Regions from separate parts of the Homo sapiens genome. Here region 1 is linked to region 2. A link is an interaction called in ENCODE POLR2A ChIA-PET data of the cell type or tissue named here. Cell type or tissue: GM12878. All regions are shown on one strand. Each heading gives the region's core, and the rest is flanking DNA. Links, peaks and the distances in the headings are about the cores only.

The links. Peaks named below come from ENCODE experiments on the same cell type or tissue, not always from the same donor. Only the 100,000 strongest peaks of a DNase experiment are listed, where the experiment ranks them.
Region 1: POLR2A ChIA-PET joins it to region 2 with 8 read pairs; 4 of 35 experiments call an interaction of 5 or more read pairs at or near these places.

What each region holds. Positions count from the first base shown.
Region 1 is chr9:98,015,699-98,018,610 of GRCh38, reverse strand. ANP32B (acidic nuclear phosphoprotein 32 family member B) reads right to left here. Exons shown (of 7, transcript NM_006401.3): 7 at 2,668-2,912. Among named protein-coding and RNA genes, the nearest start is that of ANP32B, 34 kb to the right of the region's middle. In GM12878, for the core only: no CTCF peak of the experiment used is centred there; no DNase peak of the experiment used is centred there.
Region 2 is chr9:98,107,428-98,110,339 of GRCh38, reverse strand. It overlaps TRIM14 (tripartite motif containing 14), which reads left to right. Exons shown (of 6, transcript NM_014788.4): 2 at 356-451. Among named protein-coding and RNA genes, the nearest start is that of TRIM14, 10 kb to the left of the region's middle. In GM12878, for the core only: no CTCF peak of the experiment used is centred there; a DNase peak (open chromatin) is centred at 1,609; H3K4me3 peaks cover 842 bases; H3K27ac peaks cover 2,500 bases.

The sequences.
Region 1 (2,912 bases), core at 235-2,734, 92 kb after region 2:
AAACTGTCAACACGGCGGTATCATCAGGCTCATTAAAATTGATGGCAGCACAATGCAACAGAGCTGGAGAAAACTGGAAGGTCATAGCATAGTGTACAACCACTTTGTGCTTCTGTCTCACCTTTCTCTGGCGATGGGGTAGGTAGTGTAGCCCAGATAGGAATGCCAGGAACAGGACGACTCAACTCTCCTGTATCTGTCCTGGAGTATGTACCAGGAGTCCTGGTGGTGGTGATACAGGAGCGGGTAGGGTGCAGTATCTTACACAAGGTGGTTTGTGCATTTCCACGCTGGCCACTATCATTCTTCAGGTGCTGGACTCCTGAAAGAGGAGTGAACTAAAGGTAAGAGCAGAGGTTGAAAACAGGGCGCCATGGACCGGGCACAGTGGCTCACACCTGTAATTCTGGCACTTTGGGAGGCCAAGGTGGGTGGATCACCTGAGGTCAGGAGAGTTCAAGACCAGCCTGACCAGTATGTTGAAACCTCGTCTCTACTAAAAATACAAAAATTAGCCAGGCGTGGTGGCGGGCGCCTGTAGTCCCAGCTACTCGGGAGGCTGAGACAGGAGAATTGCTTGAACCCAGGAGGCGGAGGTTGCAGTGAGCCAAGATTGTGCCACTACATGTCAGCCTGGGCGACAGCGAAGACTCCCATCTCAAAAAAAAAAAAAAAAGAAAAAAGAAAATAGCTTCAAAAAGATGGCATACCAATGTATCACACATGTAGGTGTGTATGTAGAACACACCTCCACCAACCTCGGAGCAGCTAGTCAGGACCAGTCATCTAGCCCATCATAGCTGCCACCCAGCTCAGACATTTTATAACTAAACTTACTGCAGAAGCTGGAAGCAAACCCTCTCAATGTTCTCCTTCAGATGGGAGACAACTCCAAAAATAGTCTGCTGTGTGACCTCATCACCAAACAGCTTGCTTCTCTGAGGACCATGTCAAAGGCATCTTCACTGGCCACATACAGGTGACATCAATATTTTACTATAATGCACAAAAAGGCTTTGACCTTCAAGGCCCCCTACAAGAGCCCAAATGACTTGTCCAGTATTATCATCTATTCATGTGTTGTCAAATCTACTTGTATCTAACTGTACTCAGCAGTTTCCTACCTTTAACCTCTGCTCACCAAGATACTCCCTTCTCTCTCTATTCCTATTTATAGACGCTATTCACACTTGCATGTGCAGCTGAAGTACTTTCTTTTCTAAGAAGCTTCCCTCCCTCCAGGTTGGGTGCCATCTCTCCAGCCTCTGAGCTACACTAAAACTTACCTAAACCTCTTGCTCCTAGGTCCTAGTAAATATTACTTGTGTTGATGTCTTTTCTTCCTGACTAGTTACTATGAGCACCAAGGGCTGGCTTGTCTTTTTAACCCAATTCCCTTCCCTTTTGCCCAGCCAATAAGCCTGGCATATCCTACAGGCTTGGTAGATACTGGGAAGTTCTGTAAACTTTAAAAAACAACTAAAAACAACAACAACAACAACAAACCGGGAAAAATAATCACTCAAAGTTACTGTGTTTGATATTTGACAAATAAGCAAAACCTTAAGGACACACTTAGGCTACAGAAGAAACCATTTTACAATGTATTGAAGGTTTGCCAAAATGGCCTTATGGTTGGGGAAAATGATGTGTAATACCTGTAAAATCAGAAATCAAATTTTCTTGGATTTTCTTTGCAAAAAAGAAACTCCATTTTAAAGTCTATGGGAGATTTTGATTTTAAAGTACAGTATTTGGGGGCTCCATAGAGACTGTGACTTGTTATAAATTCAAATTAGATTCCAATTTTACATATTGCATTTACATGCATCAAAAACCTCACTCATTCCAGCAGCTATAAGCTAAAATTTACTGAAACAATCCTTAAATCTTCCACTATAAAAAACTGTATTGATAATGCAGTCATACATCTATTTTCGCTAAACGGTTAATCACTGAATACAGACAGAATATCCTCCTTTCTCAAATCCCTTTAAGATCTGTAAGAATAGAGAAAATTTCCATCTTATGGAAAACCTGAGTTGACCTCAGGCAGTGCCTACCCACTGCTTGGTGAGGCTTTTCACATGTCATTCCCCCTTTTCACGCCTGTCTTGGCAACAAACCATACTGTGTTCACCCATCAGTCAAACCCTACATGCTTCAGACTAGTGGAAAGCCCATTTTTCTCTTCAGACCTTCCTGTCAGCAAGGGTCACAGAACATCAGTGCTACAAGTGACTTCAGAAGCCATTTGGTCACACCCCTTCAATTTTCCAGACTGGGTGGTGACCCAGAGTCAACACAAGGTCACACAGAAAATCAGTGGCAGAGCCAGAACTAGAATTCAGATCTCTTGGGATTCTGGTGAAGGCCTTTTGCTTTACACTATCTTCTTTCCCTTAATTCACATAATACTTGAACCTAACATTTTACTGGTTTTCAGGGCCCCAGAGTATTCCATTTTGAACGTTATTTTTTAAAGTATGCTTCATTTACTCCCAGTTATCAATGAGGATTTGATCTAAATGCTCAAAGATCCTACACACTTGTGCAATTCCCCTCAACAACTACTAATATAAAAATGCCAAATAAACCAGTTCTTTGGTGTTTTAACATGAGCTTACAATGAGAGTATAATTTAAAAATGTAAGCATACAACTAGGCTTTACCAAAGAGTAACTGTTTATTTCGCTTAAATTCTTAAAAATACTTTTTTGGCAGTTGTCACATAAAATGTCCTAATGTAAAAAAAATAATAATAATAATTAAAAAGCAAAGCATGAAAAAACAGACCCAAAATGTTAAGATTTTATTTACAAAGCTTTTTTGTTGTACAGAAAGTAAAAATGCTGTTACAATCTCAGTGTAACTGGTAGCCACAGACGGTTGACTCACCAATCACAGCTATC
Region 2 (2,912 bases), core at 251-2,750:
GTTAATACTCCATAAGTAGATGTTCTTTCCCAGACCCCAAGCTGTTTGCCTTAAAGTCCCACTTGAAAGGCTGGAAAAGCAAGTCACAGGCAAGACTTGTCCTAGATAAAGTAAAGTGTGAGGAAGGGGTGCAAATCAAGATTAGAGGCATACCTGATGTGGACCTCCGAGGATCAGAGATGTCCTAGTCCCAGCTCATCCACCAACTTGCCATATGACTTTGGGCAAGTTACCTCACCTTCAGATGCCTCCATTGGAAAAGAATACAAGGGTAAGAGGAGGTGACCCCTGTGGGGGGCCTGTTATTTGGAAAGTGACAGTATTACGACTTTTTTCCTAACTCCCTCCTGTACAGAAACTCAGCCAAGAATGTTTAAAGCAGCTGGCAATCAAGAAGCAGCAGCACATTGACAACATAACCCAGATAGAAGATGCCACCGAGAAGCTCAAGGCAAGTGGACATTTCTTCCTCATACCCATGGAAAGACCCACATTTCCCCCCAGACAAAAGGGACCCCCAATATGGAGCCAATGAAAATAAAAACCAACTGCGAAGGGGCAGATGGTGGGGCCTGGAGCTTCTATAATTCAGGGTTCTTTAGAAAAAGAACACAAAATTACAGACAAAATTAGGTGCAAGACCATGAAGGGGCTCTGCAAGTGAGGGGCCCTGAGCTCCGGTTTCCTTTGCTTTGTGGCAAATCTCTGGTTCCTTAGTGTCATCTGCCAGTCTCTTGGAGGAATTAGCCCATTATCCCAAATTGCCTTAAACAAAGCAAAACACAGCTTAAGGAATATGCAGATATCTCTTTAATTCCACTGCCATGCTGAAAGAAAGCAAGTAGGGTAAGATCTGTTCCACAAATAGGTACTTTCTTCACTCTCCTTTCATAATGATGTTTGAGTGGATTCTCTGTGGATTTTGAATGGGAACTTGAGGCTGATGTTATTCTAAGTAACCATTTTGACATGACAAAGTTGTTGTGTTTTTAGGGCCTCAGGGGCTGGTCATTTCCCCTTGCATCCTCCGTTGCTCCCTCCCCCTTTCATCCTGTTGCTCCCTCCCCCTTTCATCCTCTGTTGCTCCCTCCTCCCCTTCATCCTCTGTTGCTCCCTCCTCGCAGTGAGGGCTGGGGTGGGAGGCCCTCCTGGGGCCTGCCCCACTGAGAGCTGGAAGAACCCCTGCTCTGCACTTTGGGAGGCCAAGGCTGGAGGATCACTTGAGCCCAGGAGTTCGAGACCAGCCTAGGCAAGATAGTGAGACTCCCATCTCTACTAAAAATAAATAAAATAAAATAGCCAGGTATGGTGGTGCACGCCTGCAGTCCCAGCTGTTTCAGAGGCTGGGGTGGGAAGATCGCTTGAGCCCTGAAGCTTGAGACTGCAGTGACCTAGGATCACGTCACTGTGCTCCAGCCTGGGCAACAGAGCAAAACCCTATCAAAAAAAAAAAAAAAAAAGGAACCCCTGACTGATTCACACAAGAGGAGGAGTGGCTGTGACCATGGGAGAAGCTGGCACCCAGTTTCTCCTGTGACCAGGCCAGGCCACAGAATTGGCTCCCACATTTGCCTAAAGTCCATTCTCTGTCAGTTGTCTTCATGACAGTTTGCCAGTACCCTGAAGACGTTTGTAGTTCACACCTGTGGTCCCAGCTTAATAGTGTCTCTCATGTCTTCACAAGCAGAACTCTGGGCTAGGAGATAGACAGTACCAAAGGATTTAGAAAGTGAAAGCTGTCACGTTGGAAGGGTTGTGGGGAGGCCTGAAGATCAGGCTCCCTGTCTGCAAATGCCTGAGCAGATATGGTTTGAGGGCCCCCAAGAATTAGGACCCATGTGGAGGGTCTAGTCTTCCCCAGGCCACACTGGAAGAATTGTCTTGGGCCACACATAAAATACACTAACACTAACAATAGCTGATGAGCTAAAGAAAAAAAAAATATCCAAAAAACTCATGATGTTTTAAGAAAGTTTACAAATTTGTGTTGTGCCACATTCAAAGCTGTGCTGGGCCACATGCGGCCCACAGGCTGCAGGTTGGATAAGCTTGGCCTGAGGGATGGCCTGGGGTAGGTTTCAGCTTAATCTAAGCCATGGTTCTCTTTCTCTTGACCCTTTCCCCAACTAACTTTTTAACTTTTTATAGATTTAGAGGAAGTTGCAAAAATAGTAGAGTTTTGTGTACCTTGACCTAGTTTGCCCCAAGGGTTACTTGTTACATAACTATAGCACACTATCCAAAAAAAAAAAAAAAAAGGATGGTATGTGTGTATAGTTTTATGTCAACTTATCACATGTATAGATTTGCATAACCACCACTGCAATCAAAATGCAGGCTATTCCATCACTGCCAAGTTCTACCTTCTTCTAGGCCAAGCGAGGTGGCTCATGCCTGTAATCCCAGCACTTTGGTAGGCTGAGGCAGGCAGATCATTTGAGGTCAGGAGTTCGAGACCAGCCTGGCCATCATGTTGAAACCCCATCTCTACTAAAAAAAAAATACAAAAAAATGCCGGGAATGGTGGCGCCTATAATCCAAGCTACTCAGAAGGCTGAGGTGGGAGGATCGCTTGAACCCAGGAGGTGGAGGTTGCAGTGAGCCAAGATCATGCCTCTGTACTCCAGCCTGGATGACAGAGCGAGACTCCATCTTAAAAAAAAAAATCTACCTACACCTTTATGGTCACCTCCCTACCCACTGTATCCCCCCGACCAATCCCTAACCCCTGGCAATTATTAATTTGTTTGATAATTGTTGCATTTGAAAATGTCATAAAAATGGAAAATGATCTTTTGAGGTATTTTTCACTCAGCAGAATGCCCTTGGGATCCACCCAAGTTGTTGCAAGAACCACTAGTTCATTCCCATGTATTGCTGAGTAGTAATATTCCACTAATCCGATAGTATGC